2 separate regions of the Mus musculus genome follow, and region 2 is linked to region 1. A link is a loop called in an ENCODE intact Hi-C map of the cell type or tissue named here. Cell type or tissue: heart. All regions are shown on one strand. Each heading gives the region's core, and the rest is flanking DNA. Links, peaks and the distances in the headings are about the cores only. Region 1 overlaps Kif14 (kinesin family member 14). Region 2 holds the start of Kif14 (kinesin family member 14).

Region 1 (8,995 bases), core at 544-8,543:
TTAATACTTAGAAAGAACATACAGCTGGGCAGCGGTGGCGCACGCACGCCTTTAATCCCAGCACCTGGGAGTTCGAGGCCAGCCTGGTCTACAGAGTGAGTTCCAGGACAGCCAGGGCTACACAGAGAAACCCTGTCTCGAAAAACCAAATAAACAAACAAATAAATAAATATAGAATATATATACATATATATATATATATGCATATATATATGACAGACAAAAATGGAATGTATAATGAAGCTACATTGAAACATTTAATTTTCTTACCAGTACATAACTTCATTTCTATAAGCAAGATCAAAATACAAAATTAACAATGGTTACTTTTAAAAAGCAGTACGGATTTAATCTTAATTTAAACCACAGCCCTAACATCCTAGCACATAGAAACGGACCATAGTACCCAACACCATAAAAGGCTAACATTTCATTTCAAAGAATTCAACCTCACAGTATTTCTTTCAATATTTACTTTACTTAAATACTTCAGCTATGGGCATTACTCTCCTTTTCGGTACACTGATTTTTATACTCCATCTCTCTTTGTCTATAAAGTGTGACCTGTGACATGAGTATATATTAATTCTCCTCTAGTTGACACTGTTTGAGCACATTAGTGTTAAATGTGTTCTTTAGTCTATAGTGACTACAGTCAGGCACAAGCTGGCAGCTCCTAGGCTAGTAACTAAGAAACAGGGGGTGCATTAGCAGGCCCCTGGCCACCATAGACCTAGTACTACACGAGTGCATTAAGTCTGCCAAAGAAAGACTAGGAAACAAGCATGCTCGGTGAGCATGCACAGCAGAGCTGTCTCCAGCTGGGGCTGCCAAGGGAAATAAATATATCTACAAAGGAACCAAACGCAGTGACAAACAAAAAACAATGCAAAGCTCCTCCTACCGTCCTCCATTCAGCGACAGCATTTTCCAGAGACCCGACCCACTCCACAGTACTGGCTTTCATCTGCTTAGTGACCTAGAGAAATGTTAAAATATTTCAGTAAACACGCAATCACCAGGAAACACAATTCTTAGGCCCCTGCGAGACCAGACAGGGAGCTCTGGTCTAGAATCCAGAAGAGATAAAAGTTTCATAAGCCAGCTCGAGGGTTCTTCAAACCATATAAGTGGAATTCCTTCAGAATAAACGACACATTGATTTCCATATAGCACGGCTGAACTGGGCTCAGCGGCACAAGCCTGAGGACCTAACGTTGACCCTGGTGAATGACTCCACAAAGCTGTCTCCTGACATCCACATATGTGACATGACACACAGGTCTCCACACGCACACATACACTAATAATAAAATATAAATATAAGAGAGGATATATTCTGATGTGTAACTATCTCAAAATTTGCCTTTTATTTAAATATTTATAGGCATGAAACTTCTCTCAGAAGAAAGCGAGGGTTTGAATTATCAAAAAAATATGAGGTGCTTTGAGAAAGTTACAAATGTTATGTGATTCCCAGTTGTGATCTATGCTGCACATGGCATTTCCCACCTTACCACTGACAATCAGACCCAGATGGGGACTCCTGGCTCTCACAGTGGTGCAAGTCTTAAACTAAATCAACAGTGAAGCCTTGGCTGGGCCTCTGCTCACTGCTGCCCCCTCAGGTGGAGGCAAGCTTCTGCAAGGGGGTGCTGCTGTGTGTTTAATTGGCTTTCTTCACTAAGCTCTTGTCTAGGTCGGCTCAGACTTGCAGTTACAGTAAGAAGAAAAGTAGGCCACGGTGGCTCACCTCTAATCCCAGCACTCAGGAGTGAGAGGCACAAGAACTACTCTCCTGCAAGCTTCAAGTTCCAGGCAAACAAGATCTGTGTGGTAAGATTGACTCCCAGAAAGAAGAAAAAGTACACTTCTTCATTTCATGAACCCAGCTTTGAAATTACAATTTCAGTGCCCTCTATGAGTCTATAATGCAATCCTGATTGTATTTATTCTTTTTGTTAATGAAAATAAGCTTTATTACATCAAGTAATAAATACAAAGATGCAATAGTTCCAGTCGTTTTCTTCCAGATGCTGTGATGGGCTCACAGTAAACACAGAACTGAGATCTACAGCCTCAGGATGGACATCTGCAGGGTGCTTGGGAGGTTGGGTAAATGGCTCTTTCTTCTGTGCATTTTAAAGATTGACTTCCGAGCACTCAGTCATGCAAACGCTTAGGCAGAGAAGCTCCATGAAGCAGGGTCTACACTGTACACAGGCAGGCCAGCTACTGAGCAAAGGCGCTGTGGTTTGCACTCAACTTGGAGGCAGGTGAACTCAGGGAAAGGACGGCAACTGGGGTGATGTGTATCCAAAGGGAGGCTAGAGGGGACACTGGTATTTGGGGACAAACAATAGCTTGCTGTGAAGTGGCTTCACAAACATCTTTCAAATGTTTGGAAAGAAAAAAGAGCTGCGTCATTCCTAACTACTTAAAATGCACATCGTCAGTTACTGCAAAATGTCCTCCCAATCTTTTGAGTGTGGGTTCAGAGCTTAATGACTGTGGTAGAAAAATGACTGCCATTTTGCACAAAGCTTCTCATCTCCACGGGTTAGTGAGATGGGCCTTCAGACCGACCAGGGAATAGGACCTGGCATTCCGTTCCGTTTCAGCCAAGCACTCCCGAACCAGGCTCTGGGCATGAATGATGCCTCGTTTTAGCCTCTCCATGGCGCTCTTGCTTCCTGCATACGTCAGTCTGACCTCTTTCCCCAACTCTTCAATGATGGCCAGCAGCTCTGCATATTTACTCTGAGGCACCTGGCTATTTCCAGTTCCCTGGGTGTAGCCTAGCAATGGGGGTTCATAGTCACTCAGCAGCTGGCGATATTGGGAGTAGAGGGTGAGTGGACACTTCCCTCATTGAGCTGTATTTATTCTTTATGTGTGTGGTGTATGGTGTGTGTGTGTATGATGTGTGGCTTGTGTGTATGTGTGTGGTACATGGTATGTGTGTGTGTGGTGTATGGGGTGTGCTGTGTGGTGTGTGTGCATGTATGATCCTTTGGAGCTGGGGTTACAGGTGATGGTGAGCTGTCTGACATGGGTGTTGAGTGAGATTCCAGCCCCAATCCTGGGAACAGCAGTAAATACCCTCAGCTGCCGAGCCACTCCTCCAGCTCCTACCACAGGCTCTTCCGACTTTTAAGTTGGGAGAATACAATCAGAAAGAATCCAGCTAAGATGGCTCAGTTGCTAAAGCACTTGCCACTTAACCATGAGGACCTAAGTTCAATCCCCACCATGCTCAGCATGGAGAAGGGAAGAGAGAGGACTCTAGGCAAGCCAGTCTAGACTAACTGAGATATCAGTGAGTGATACTGTCTCAAAAACTGAGTTGGAAAGTTCTAGAGGAACAACATCCAAGGTTGACCTCTGATCACTCTCCCCACGCACACAGTCACACACAGAGAGAGAGAAAGACAGACAGAAAAAAGGGACAAAGAATACAATGAATAAAATTCCACCATGTAACAAACTACAATGTCAGACCATAGAACAACAAAAGGAAGGAGAAAGAGTCTATGTGAAGAATCCTTTTAGTTCCTTTTATTTATGTGGAGAGTGTGTGTGTGGTATATGTGGTGTGTATGGTATATGTGGGGTGTGTGTGTGTGTGTGTGTGTGGTATATGTGGTGTGTATATAAGGTGTGTGTGGGGGGGTATGTATGTGGTGTGTGTATGTATGGGGTGTGTGTGTGTGGTGTATGTGTGTATGCGGCATGTGTGTGTGTATGTGGTATGTGTGGTATATGTGGTGTGTGTGTATATGTGTGATTTGTGTATGTATGTGGCATGTGTGTGTGTGGCATGTGTTTGTATGTGGCATTTGTGTGGTGTGTGTATGTGGCACGTGTATATATGTGGTGTGTGTGTATGTGGTATGTGTGTATATGTGGTGTGTGTGTGTGTATGTGGTGTGTGTGTGAGACAAAGCTAACACGCACCCCTGCTTTAACAGTAGCATGAGCACTTCTCTCTGCCACTGGCCACCGTTCATCACTGTCTGATTCCACACTCTGAACTTACTGCCAGCAGAAGTTTTACAGACAGAACTCACGCAGTTGATAAAAGATATTAGTGATGAATGGGGCTCCCGACATAGCCAATCTCGGTGTCAGCAATGCTTTGACTATGACCTAACAGCCCAGCGCGTCCCTCTCCACAGTGGTCCTGCCACAGAACCTGATCAGCCACACGTCTACTGCAATAACACAGGAGTCACAGATCTTGATTTAGTGACAGTGTGGACTCCTTTGGTTTTGTTCTTCTTTTAAAACGGATGAACAAAGATATGCAAGCAAGGAGGCGACACATTCACACAGTGCAGCACGTTCAAGCAAGACGAGCAATTCAGCAGCTGCCAGTCACTGTTCCTAGTATTTATTTTTATTTAAAAAATTTAAAGTGTTATATGTATGGGGATTTTGCCTGTACATATATATGTGTACCACATATGTGGCTGCTACTATCAGAGGGCAGAACAGGATATGAGACCCCCTGATACTGGAATTACAGCCAGACTGCTGTGAGCCACCGTGTGGTGTTGGGAACTGAGCCTGGGTCCTCTGCAAGAACGCTTGCTACAGTCTCTCCAGCCCTCATTCCTAGCTGTAGTGAGAATTTTGGTTTCTTTAAAAAACCAGGCATATGGAGGGTGGAGAGATGGCTTGGAGGATAAAAGCACTGACTGTTCTTCCTGAGGTCCTGAGTTCAATTCCCAGCAACTTCACGGTAGCTCACAACCACCTATGGTAAGATCTGGTACCCTCTCTGGCTTTCAGCCACACATGCAGACAGAACACTGTATACATAATAAATATTGCTGGATTCCTGGTTGGAGATATCCCGATGACGGAGATTGGATTTGCCCCAAGGAACCCGACACCTCTAATCAGCATGAAGTAGTCTAAAGATGTCTACATCCCCTTCTCTTCTAACCTTCCTCTCCCATCTAGTGTTGGAGGGTTGGGAGGGATTAGGGTGGAAGATCTCGCCTACAGCTAGCACGGCTTATGAGTCAGGGCTAGTCATCTGCAGAGGCAGAGCACCCTTAGAAGGCACTGACATCATCACTAGTTCTGTATCTTGATGTGAAATCACTGGTGCGAATGCCCCTGGAAACATTTAGTTCAAGATGACTGGATCAGTAGGTGCTTGCTTACAGTTTATAGGTAGAAAATAAAGACCTAACAGAAAGGCAGGAAAAGACATCCAGGGAGTGAACAGTAGGTGTCGCTGCCACACTCCGTATGGAGTGGAGCTTCAGAGACAGGGCACCATCCGCTCTTCAATAAAAAAGAATTCATCACAAACTAAAACACATGATATATAAACTCACCGCGCTGCACTGTTACTTGTACATTTTAAAGTATTTTACCCAAGACCCATCTTTAAGACCAAGTGTGCAACGGGAGGACCAGATCCTTCCTCACCCTTACCTCCTCTCGTGCACTCTGCCTGGAGAGGTCCTGCCTGAGGTCTTGCGCGGTCTCCAGCCCAGAGTCTAAGAGACTCTTCATCCCAGAGGTTACACCATCCTGGAGAGCGGCCATGAACTCCTGTTAGGAAAAATGTCTCTCAGTTAGCTGTGAGCTTGGTTTCACAAGGTAAAATTTTATTAAATGTGTGTGTGTGTGTGTGTGTGTGTGTGTGTGTGTGTGTGACACAGAGAGAAAGAGACAGAGAGGCAGAGGAGACTCAGAGAGAGAGAGAGAGAAAGAGAGAGAGAGGAGAAGAGAAGAGAAGAGAAGAGAAGAGAAGAGAAGAGAAGAGAAGAGAAGAGAAGAGAAGAGAAGGAGCAAGATGGAGACAGAGAGACAGAGACAGACAGAGCGAGCGCACATACAGGTGTCACAGGACAGCCTGTACACTTGGATCTCTCCTTCCACCCTGTGTCTCTGAGAAACAGCACTGAGGACATCAGGCTGACAGCCAGCACCTTCACCACTGAGCCACATCACTTGCCTGGTTTTACATACTCTTCAAAATTATAAGATAATGAAACTGTAACTCACCCTCAGTTTATTAAATTCAGCTAAAGTTAGTATAACTAACTTTATAAAATCTATTAGGAAATAAAATTAACAAAATGATAATGTAGTACTCCGCAGGTGTCACATTGGGAAGAATGGTCATTTTAGGCAGGCCTTTATTTGCTAGGAAATAATACATTTTAATATATATTGTTCATAGTATAAACAAAGTGGGCAAATATAAATATTCTATAATTACTACTATTTCATATATAGATGGGGTAAGACCATGTTCCACAGTTTATAGCAGCCATCAAAAGATAAAAAGCACATTTTCCCTTTAGGTTTTGAGATTGGTCTCACTATGTCGCACAAGTTGTCCTTGATCTCCTGATCCCCAACCCCTAGGTACTGAGGTTACAGGTGAGCACCCTACCCTGAGCCCCAGTAAGAGTTTTGTTTGTTTTCTGAGACAAGGTTTCTCTGTCCTGGAACTCATTATGTAGTTCAGCCTGGCCTTGAACTCACAAAGATCAACTTGGCTCTGTCTCCTTAATGTACTCGAAATGTATCCCACCATGCCTGGCTCCAAAAGGACTGTAAAGATCTGTAATCACCAATCATATTTTAACCGCTTTTGTTGGCTTGTGATTGAGAACGGTATTCATGTAGCCTAGGTTGGTCTCAAGTTTGCTTTACAACCAAAACTGATCTTGTCCTTCTGATCCTCCTGTCTGCCTCCGAAGGCTGGATTACAAATGTGCACTCACAGCAATGGAGATCAAACTCACGCCTGCTCTGCAAGCTGCCAGAGGTACATCCCAGCCTTATCCACTTTTGACCAAAAGAATTTAAGATGGCCAAGCTATTAAAAGTACAGGTTATTTTGAAAAAGGAAATGCACTTATTTTGTTATTCTGTGTAGCGCTGCTATTATCTGAAGTCCCTGGCGTTCCTTCACAGGCTTTCCAGCACTAATGCTGTGCATTACCTGGGTACTGGAGACTTTGCTGCTGTTTTCCAGAACACAGAGCTTGCTCCCTTTCAGAACAGCTAGCTGACCCACACACTGAACAGCCTGCTGTATAATCTTCATGACTTTGTTTTGAGCCTCTTTAACCATCGATGAAATATCCGAACAGCATCCCTGTGAAATAAAGATGGGTCCATATAGCACATATATGAGATTTTAAAGCAAAGAGAAAGGGGGCAGTGGGTGAAGTTAGCAGGTAGGAGGGGCTGGACCTAAGCCCTCAGTGCCAGCACTAAAAATAACAGTAATAACAGGGCAGTCGAGGCTGTTTAGGAGATAAGGGCACTGGGTGTTCTTCCAGAGAACAGAGGTTTGATTCCTAGCCACCACAGGGTAGCTCACGGCCATCTCTAACTCTAGTTCCAGAGGACCCAACACCCCCTTCTGATCTCTGAGAGCAGCAGGCACATATGTGATGCATAGGCACACATGAAGACAAAATACCCATGGATCTAAAAGTAAAATTCATAATATAGTGACCACTGAAGTGCCTGTGAGAAACAGAAAGCAGGCAGCCCTGAAGCTGACAGCTGTAACATGAACAGGATTCAGCCCCCTCCCTCAGACTTGACACCGAGGAGACATAAATCAAGTGTGCAGTTAACCCTGAGTCAGGGTTAGACGCAGACATCAGTAAGACGAACAAATGGTACACCTTTGACCTTTCAACTTTAACTGTTCTTGGGGAGGGGGTGCAAAGGAGAAGAGGAGAAAGGAAAAGCACCCCAGTTACTTTAAACAACAGCCTTCCCTACACTCAGTGCGCAAGTTGCAAAGGCACAGGGACCTCCCCTTTAATGCTGCTTCTTTCTGGCCCCGCCCCCTGCAGCCCTTAGAATGCCTGGCTTGGCCTGCCACTCAGAAGACACTTGCTCATTACAGCAGCACAAGGTAAGGATCAAGCATGCTTCACTAGTAAAGTGTTCTGGCTAGAGCAGTGCCTTCCCAGTCACTTGGCATCTCCACCCTTCATTCGTTTCATAGAACGCATCCCACAAGCTGTGTGGAAGCTTGTAAGTCAAGTTCAAAGTGCTCTTCCCAGGAAATGAAGAGAAGGCAAGACATTTCACAGCAGCAACTGGACCAACTCTCTCACACCATGATTTCATCTGACGACCACAGCAACCCTGCCAGGTGGCCATTACTGTTCTTATTTTCTAGGGAAGAGACCCAATAGCTAAGCAGCCTGCCTAAGGACACGAATTAGCAGGATTTTAAATACCAACAGTGGGTTCTGGTCCTTATCTGTCTCTGTGTCCGTCTGTCTGTCTCTCTTACATTCTTACACACACACACACACACACACACACAACCTCTTAAACTGCTTTTCTTTCATTTCTACCTCAGAGCATCCCGGGCTATATCCTTTATTAGGGCTGAGCCTAAGTCACACCCTCAGTTCTGACTCTGGCTTTATCCATGTTATGTTCATGTATGTTTGTCCATGTTATGTTCAGGGTCCTATGCTGTCAGATCTTCTTCACCTGAAGCTTGCCCACATCTGCCTGTAGTCACCTCCGTGTTACATTCTTCTCTTTCCCTGTTGTCTATATCCAAAGCGACCCTTCATTTGATGTGAATTTCACATTCATTCAACAACAAATATCCAACGCGCTATCTAACACGTCATGAGGCCCTGTGAAAAGACACTCTGAGTCCTTCACCTACAGAGAGCAGACTGTCATGTATTCATCAATAGCATGGCATATTAAAAGGCATAATTAGTAGCTTTACTTGGGGCTAACAAAAAGAACAAACAAGAGAGGGACCCGGCCATGCTGGGGAGACCCAGAAAGATCTGGGGGAAAAAACAGTTGAAGATTCCTCTAACTCAGTCACTCAGGAATGACTTGTCACAACAAACGTTCTGCTATGGAGAAGTGGAAAGTGGAGCTGGTAAGATGGCTGGCCCGGTGGGTAACCCTGATAACCTCAGGGTGGTCTCTCAACCCACATGGGTGCAAAGGGGGAAGCTGT
Region 2 (8,995 bases), core at 476-8,475, 57 kb after region 1:
ATTGCACACGCATACACTCATTTATAAGTATTTTTACTTTTTTTTTTTTTTTAAAGACAGGGTTTCTCTGTGTAGCCCTGGCTTTCCTGGAACTAACTCTGTAGACCAGGCTGGCCTTGAATTTAGGGATCTGCCTGTGAGCTCTGGGACCAAAGGCCTGGCCTCCACACCCAGCTGACTTTTTAAAAGTCTTATCAATAATCTGTGACTCGCCAACTGCAATCACCTTTAAAGAAATATTCTATGCCTTCAAAATCAAGTGTGCTAAGCCTCTGCATTTATGAGCACTATGTACCAAATGCAGGTGATACGGTTGATGAATGCCATTCTAGAACATTCTCTGGGGAAGCTATGAGCTTGTGTGGCTCTTTGAAAGGAAAGAAGACATTCCCAAGCACTACAAATCAAAGATTTGAGAGGCGATTGCATGAGAGAATGAAATGACTCACTCAGGGCACCTCCCCCTGCCCCTGGCCACATTAGGTCCAGGCCTCACTCTGTAGCTTTGGCTGGCTTGGAACTTGTTTCGCAAACCAGCCTGGCTTCAAATCCAAAGATCCACCTGCCTCCTCCTCCCAAATGCTGGGATTAAAAGTGTGCACAATCCTGCCTGGCTCGGTTTCTAAAAGAGGTATGTGTTTGTGTGTGTATGCCTATATATGGGTATAAAATATAGATTTTAATTTTGTATTCTATTATAAAAATAACCAGTATAACTACAATCAAAGCCTAAACACTGGTGGGCTGAAGATGTGGCTCAATTATATCTACCTACATGGGGTCTTGGGTTCAATTCCCCGTACCAAGAGAAAATGCCAATGACTTTAAAGACACTGGCTTTCTAGAAGCAGAGTCTTACAGACACATAATGACATGGAATTCTCGGCCTGAGAGCTAACACGCCGGACGTACCTTTTGCTGAAAGGCCTCACGCGCACCGCCACGGTCACCTGACTGTTCTCTACTTTTAAGGAGTCTGGCTCTGTAAAGGTCTTCTGAACTAGACTGTTTTCTTCTGGAGGGAGTGTGCTTTCTCGTGAGCTTTCCCTTTTATTTGCAAAAAGAGAACTTTTGGGCCTCGGTTTAACTCGAGGGCTTGCAATCCTGTTTTTCAGTGTGGATAAAGCTGGGCTTTTCGGTGGAGGCAGGTCATGCCTTGGTGTCCATCTGTGTTCTGGGACACATTTTACCGGGGTCCTCGATTCTGAGCTCGCGCTTCTGAATGTACTGCCATGTTTCGGGATGTCCTTCCCATTGTTTTTCGGTGTGGATAAAGCTGGGCTTTTCGGTGGAGGCGGGTCATGCCTTGGTGTCCATCTGTGTTCTAAAACACATTTCACTGGGGTTCTTGTATCTGAGCTTCCAAATGTACCGACTTGTTTAGCAGTGTCCTTGCCAGCATTCCCACGGTGTGAGTTTCTTCCTCCTGACACTGGGGTATCAGACTTGCTCTCGGTCAGTTGCACCACTAAGTGTCCTGATCTCATAGCTTCAGTCTGACGCTGGGAACCCACAGGCGCTCTACTGTTTGTGTCCTTAACTGTCACCTTTTCATTAGAGGCACCAACGGGAGGACCTGGGTCTTTGCATCTCGTCAACCCGGTGTCGTTGGAGTCTTTCACGGAGACGACAGACGACAGGACACGGGTATCATTATTTACACCCTTTGCTTCTGTCCTCGATGCCTGGGAGGCAGAGTCACTTCCTGGGTTACCTCCCACAGGATTCAATGTCTCCCACTTTCCCACATAATCCGCTCTACCGTGCCGCCGTTGTAACCTAAGACTTGTGTCTGCTGTTCTTCTGTTTCCCAACTCACTTCCAAGTAAAGACGACTCTCTGTCCCCACAAGTAGCCCTTCTCTGGAGGCTCAGTCTCCGGGGGTCAGAGGTAACAGGAGTCTCTCTTGTTTTTTTACAGGCAGAGATAACATAAGTGCTATTTATGTCGATGGTTTTACTTCCAGCATTCACGAATGGATCATGATTCTCACACTCTGACATATCTGCCTTCAAGTGCAGTTCCAGCCGGCTGCTGTGGACGAGGCCACTGGATGCTGAAATCTTCTGTGAAGAAGAAACCTCCAGGCTTCCGATGTTGTGTCTGCTATGCGAAGTGTGTACTGACATCTTGGCAGCAAGCGATTTTTAAGAGGATGTGAAGGATCTAAGCCCTTCAGATCCTTGTCGGGGTGCTGGGCATTTTGTTCTTTTCAGTTTCCAACAAAATATCTGGCCGACTACAAAAAATGAAAAATAAAACGGTTACTACAAACTTTAAAAAGAGAGAGATCTTCCTACTACAGAAGCAAACTCTCAGAGGATGCATTGGACTAAACCACTTCCCACTGCACCTCCACACAGCCTCCTACAATCTCCACCCTCGAAGGACTTCACTTGTTATTCAACAAATATCTACTGAGGGTTCCCTTAGGAGCAAGGCACCCACAGACACTGCAGACTTCAAAGACAGGACCTCCCCATCCTTATTTCCTCAGCTTAGAAGGAGCTTACAGGTGACCTTAATCTCAACAAAGTGATTCAAGAAAGGTCAACACCTGTATGTCAGCATACTTTAAGTGCCCCCAGCTTGGAATCATAGCATCTAGTCTGATTAGTCTGCAGCAAAGTAGGTTTCTGAACACTTGTCAATGTATCCTAAATACAAGAATGCCTACAGAGGAGTTTAACACGATGTCACAAAGGAGGCTACTCTTAAGAAAGTACCACAGACATTATACACTACAAACTGCGTGTGTAGCCAGGTGTGATGGTCCGTGCCTGTGATCCCAGCCTTAGAGAGGCCGAGGTGAGAGACTGGAACTTTCAAGGCCAGCCTGACACTGTCACCGATGCCCACACCCCCTCAAGTTAGACAACTACACTATCTGTCACTTCTTCATTATACAACAAACTAGACAGGCATGCGTTTACACACATATAGGTAAATATAGGCCAACAATATCTGCCAGGCATTATCTAAAACAGAACAGTGCAAATGCCACTCTTCGTCATGCTCCTTAAATGGACGTAAACAACTCTTTAAAATTGAATTCCTGAGTCTACCTTACAAAATGTCACTGATTCAAACTATTTGGACATTGTTACAATCAAGGAACAAATTACCAGAAGCTCATTTTTAAAAGTTTGACAAAGAGACATTGTAGGAAGAAAGAAAGAGTTCGAGTATAAGCATCTCCCGCTAAACTTTCAGTGAAAATACAGAACCCTCCCAATATGAGGTGAAATTAGGGACAATATATCTTTGTCTTAGAAACTAAAAGCCATTTGCTCTTTGCATAGATCAACATGATTTTTGTTTGCAGAATTTCGGCCATCAGATCTCCAAGAGGACTGGAAGGAAGACAAGAGAAGTCGGTCACGACCACAGGCCGAGGCTCCTGGCGACTCTGGCAGTCTTGCCAGGCTGTGACAGTGTACCTGGACCCCTCCAGTTCGCCGCTCCACGCTCCGCGGCGCTGTTCTCGGCTTCCGGGTGGACAGAGCGACGCCCCGCGCCCCTTGCCCGGGACCCTCGGACTAAAGGGGACCGAGCCGCACCACCCACCCAAGCACCCCGGCCTGCTGGGCAAACACCGCAACGCTCTCAGCCCACCGGCTCGCTGGGCGAGCAACCTCAGCGCTCTCAGCTCGGAGGCGCTTCCCACTCCTAAGACCTCGACACTCACCATTCCCGGCACAGGCTCCCGTGGCTGCGGCAATTTGAATGCGCGCCTCGCTTCCTGATTGGTCGCTGGGCGTAGCGTCAAGCGCCGCGCCTTCACTCCTCCCCATCCCCGGAAGTGCAGCTTCTACCGCGAGACACACCCCGCCCTATCTCCTAGGTGACGGCCCGCCCCTCCTCTGGGCGGAATTGGAGCTCAGAGCTTGGAGCTGGGCGGTACCACCAAAGGGGCGGGCACTCACCTGAAGGGTTTTCAGGAGAAGCGACAGTGCCTCATCTATCCGATCCTTTACACGACGATCTGTAGGGAATGACCATGTGCCCCCACGTTAATTATAATAACACTCTGGTATTTCATACTCAAGTCGTTACGTGATGTCGTGGACTAAGTGTTCAGATGAATTAAAGTTTTGTTTTTTAATCCTGAATATTTTAATCAAGTATTAATGTTATGCCAGTCTGTTAATAAACTTGTGAATGATCTGACAAGTAGCAAGTGGTGTGGCTGGAAGTCCAAAGCTGTTGCGGTAAAGGTTACAATAACATTCTGAAACCTGAAAAAAGGTAATCACTAAAACCAAAGAATGATTCTAGCCAAATATTTTTCCAAATTAACAGTATGGAGATAATGGAAATGTATTCTGTAAGAGAGAAAAGGAACCCAGAAGTGCTTTAACTATATGAAAAATTACACGATAAAGTCAGTTTTTAAGATAATTTTTATTCCTTGACAATTTTTTTCTTATTGTTTTATGTATGCATAGGGTGTTTTGCTTGCAAGTAAGTCTGTACACCGTGTGTGTGTGTGTGTGTGTGTGTGTGTGTGTGTGTGTGTGTTTTCCTGATGTCCACAGAGAGCAGAAAAAGTTTTAGGGCATCCATGGAATTGAAGGGTGCTAAGAATTGAACCCAAGTCCTCTGGAAGAGCAAGCAAAGTGCTCTTAAACTGCTCAGTCATCTCTCCAGCTCTCATTCTTTTTTTAAAAAATATTTATTTATTTTATGTATGTGAGTACAGTGTTGTTATCTTCAGACACTCCAGAAGAGGGCATCAGATCTCATTACAGATAGTTGTGAACCACCATGTAGTTGCTGGGAGTTGAACTCAACCTCTAGAAGAGCAGAGGGTGCTCTTAACCACTGAGCCACCTCTCTAGCCCCCAGCCCCCATTCTTTTTTTTTTTTAAGGAATGTTTTTTTTTTAAAGATTTATTTATTTATTATATGTAAGTACACTGTAGCTGTCTTCAGACACTCCAGAAGAGGGAGTCAGATCTTGTTACGGATGGTTGTGAGCCACCATGTGGTTGCTGGGATTTGAGCTCCGGACCTTCAGAAGAGCAGTTGGGTGCTCTTACCCATTGAGCCATCTCACCAGCCCATCAGCCCCCATTCTTAAATTCCTAAAAATCTTAAAATCTACTTAGAGGGAAATTCACACCCGACCCCTTCCAATATAGATTATCAGATCTATTGAGAAAATGTTCATTCAATTAGTAGCAAGAGGTGTGATGAGGGAAAAGATTAGTAAATTCAAATAACACGAGAATTTAAAAAAACCAAATATAACTCAAAACATAGAAGTCTAAGATAACTAAGGAAATATGACATATAAGTAAAAATCTCAATTTACTTTCTTTACCTGGGTAAAGAAAGATGTTTCATTCAAAAAAGAATTCACACACATACGTGTGTATATACCTAATTCATATAAAACAGAATGCAAACATCCCAGACATTAAAAAGTGGATACATGTAAAGAAATTCTTTTTAAATGTTGGGGCTAGTAATTCTGTACAGAAATTCCAAGTCTAAACTGGCATGTTTCTTGAGGTCAGAGGTCGTGTCTGGTCAGTCAGTGTCTCTCTAATGCTCAGTATTTGGCCTGGTACATATTAAGTGCTCAGTAAATATTGTCAACAAACCCTTCTAATCCATAAAACAATACATATATCCATACATGCAGACCTAGTAACTGTATGAAAGCAATTTGTTCTGAAGAAGCTCACAAGAACATTCCCTATTTTTGATAGGTCCAAACTTGGCAAAATCTAAGATCCCAATCACAGTAGGACATTTTGAAACCTTGAAAGCTAAGGGAAAAAAAAAAAAAAACAAATTGAATTATCGTGATTGTGCCCACTTAAGCTCCATAGTAATTGAGTTGGGCGTGGTGGTCCTGTAATCCCAGAATTCAGATGGAAGCAGGAGAATTGCTGTAAGTTTAGAAGTCAGTATAGTGGATTTCAGAGCAGTCTGGGCTAGAGCAAGATCATGTCTCAAAAAAGAAAAAAGAAATCCTAAAAGTTATACAGTAATGAAATGTTAAATAGCAGCAGGCAATAATTAGACTAGTAAGCCATCCTGTGTGTGTTCCACATGTGTGTGTTCCACACATGTGTGAGCTTGACCTGAAGAAGGGTCTTGTGGCCCAGGTGACTGACAGGAAATTCTCAGACCACTAGTCACACTTCCACTTCCCACTCTCTACATTTGAAATCCATGATGTAATTCCACAGGATTATATTATACGGGGCCTGCCTGCAGACACCTTTAGCTTAGACGAGACAGATTTGGATATTTTGGTCTTTTCATTGAGACAGCCCTTTTCTCTGAAGATTCTGTCCCAAGCTGGCTAGCAGGGCCCTCACTCAGCCTCTGAGTGACTCATGCTCTTCATCTGGAAACTGCAGATGAGAGAGCTACCCACCCTAAAGAGTCATAATGAGGATTAAGTTAGTTAATATGTGCTTAGCATAGAGCCCGGTACGGGATTAACGCTCAGCAAATGTTAGCTCTTAAATCGTATGGCCTAATGTAACTCTCTAAATTGCTAAAACCCATATTCAAGGCCAGGAGTGCATTTTGGGGCTTGCTAATGATGATGACATATTTATGAAACACGAGGATTATGATCTTAAGCCCTAGAAATAAATGAGAAATTGTTAAGTCCTTCTATGATGGACTCACTGTGGTCTGTTAAAAGAGAACAAGAAAATACTGCCGGATGCTACTCGTTTGTTTTGCTCGTATGCAATTACATTTTTAAGAAGCACAGGCCATGTGCATATTTCTTTGAAGGGGGAAAAAAATGAAGTATTTGGCCAGTACAAAGTGGATAGGAAAACTAGTTGAAACTTCCCAACTTACCTCAAGCCTGGTTTCTCCCACCTGACTTGGGGACATGACACAATTCTCCAACATTCAAAAGACCCTGGCAGGTTAGAGGGATATTTGTGCTGTGACCAGCAGAGCATCTGTTTACAAGGCTCTGAGTTTTCAAGTTTGATTAGAGATGGAACTGTGACCCACTGTACTTCTGTCGCCTGTGGCTGCAGCAGGGGTGGCAGTGGCCGCAGCGGCAGCGACAGCAACAGCGACAGCGACGGCGGCTTCTGTTGCGATTTGATGTTTATTTCATAATCATAGACAATTCTGCAGTCCAGCCATTCTGGGAGGGGAATTAGGAATACGGGAACCTGGAGAGCCACAGGAAGAGGGGAAGGTTGGGAGGCTGTGAGCACGTGGTTAGGGTGTTTCTCCCACATATTTCTAGAAGAATCGGCCTGGTGGCCAAGAAAAACACAAAACAACAGTATTTGGGCTGCCCACCATAGCTCGTGGTGGCCTTCCTCTTGGGTGTAAATTGCCACATGACCACATGTCCATGCCCTTTCCACCGTCCCCATGACTACAGGCGTGTTTGCCATCCAGCCGCCCACACTTGGCAGAACAGCAGGAAACCTGGAAACTGATCCTGTCCCGCCTGGTGTTTGTGCTGGATAAGACGCGAGAGCTTGCTTGCCTGCTTCAGGATCTCTCCCTGAAGATGCATTCGCTGCCACTGCTGCTGTGGCCCACGGAGCCACCACCCTTGCCAATAAAGCCTAGAATAATCCTGTGAAAATGGAACTTTTATAACTAGTTCATTCTCATCAGTACTCACCAGGGAAGAGTCTGCTATTTCTGGTGCTTTGTCAGCACACAGCACAAGAGTTGCGTTAACAGTCAGTGTCCTTTTATGTTCACATTATATAAATATTATACCACATATTATATATGTTATATAATATACAACATATCTTTATAACACATTTAATATATATGCTATATGATACAATAATATATAATATATAATGTACAATATAATATACAATTATAATGTATAATGTATATAATAGACTGTATGTCATGTATACATTATTATATAACTATATATACATACTAAATATACAATGTGTTTTATATAATTATTATATATTTGTATATCTTATATAATATCATATGTAATAACTCTAATATATATAATATATAATTACACATAATTGTATACATTTATTACATGCAATATATATAAATATATTACATATATTTATATATAATGTGTATATTATAATATATACTATTTAATATAATTTAATATAACATAATTTATGCATTATATATTATATTTTTTATTTATATATGATAATCCTTTGAACTCATACTTCTCCTGCCTCAGCCTCTTGAGTTCTGGGATTCTAAGTGTGTGGCACCATACTTAAATTAGTAGATACTATATCAATGAAAGTCAATGATTGCTAGAAAGTCAAATTGCAAGACATGCATGATATATTTTTTAAAAAAATACGGTGCTTTCATGAATCTGAACATAGTTACATGTTTTGATTGTATGCAGCTAATTCTTAGGTATTTTTGAGAATTAAATTAGAACATAAATTAAATGGATAGCATACATGAACTTTAACACATTGCATGGTGCATCATAAGATCCTATCAACAACAACTAAACCAACTACTCGAATCTCCAGGCACTAAGATAACTCCACTAATATATTTTTTCCTAGCTTTTTACCCCAGCAAAGTAGCCTTTCTTTAGGTCCTTAGCTACTCCAACCCTCAGAGACACAGGTGCCCTGCCACCTGGGACCATCCTGTACCTACGTCCTGTCTCCATCTCCTCAGGGACCTCCCACATCATCAGTTCTTCCCTGGCCTTCCCTCCATCTTTGACATCTCTCCTGTGAAAGCTGTAAGCTGGGTTTCCAGCTGTGCCAGCTGTGTCTTTATTACCTTATGACCAGTTTTCTTTAGGGAGAGGTGCCCGGGTCTAGAGATAATGGGACACTTTGGATGGATGTGGGATAGGCTTAGCCTATCACTTAGCTATCACTTAGCAAATGAGAGGGGGTTCAACCCAAACAAGAGAACACAAGCCAAGGTCCTAAAGAGAACGCTGCGAAGTGAAGTCTGAGCTTACAACTGAGAGGCAGGCCAAGGGCACTGGGCCCCACGCAATTGGGATCCTAGT

The links. Peaks named below come from ENCODE experiments on the same cell type or tissue, not always from the same donor. Only the 100,000 strongest peaks of a DNase experiment are listed, where the experiment ranks them.
Region 2: a loop joins it to region 1, with 2.5 times the contacts of the local background. A loop is called at or near these places in 6 of 42 quality-filtered maps.

Annotation. Positions count from the first base shown.
Region 1 is chr1:136,517,766-136,526,760 of GRCm38, reverse strand. Kif14 (kinesin family member 14) reads right to left here. Exons shown (of 29, transcript NM_001287179.2): 25 at 6,977-7,132; 26 at 5,452-5,571; 27 at 905-979. It also overlaps the pseudogene Gm29485. Among named protein-coding and RNA genes, the nearest start is that of Kif14, 54 kb to the right of the region's middle. In heart, for the core only: a CTCF peak has its summit at 5,240 (motif pointing right); a DNase peak (open chromatin) is centred at 1,620.
Region 2 is chr1:136,461,092-136,470,086 of GRCm38, reverse strand. It overlaps Kif14 (kinesin family member 14), which reads right to left and starts at 2,239. Exons shown (of 29, transcript NM_001287179.2): 1 at 913-2,239. The coding sequence starts at 2,129. In heart, for the core only: no CTCF peak of the experiment used is centred there; a DNase peak (open chromatin) is centred at 3,846; H3K4me3 peaks cover 1,675 bases; H3K27ac peaks cover 1,000 bases.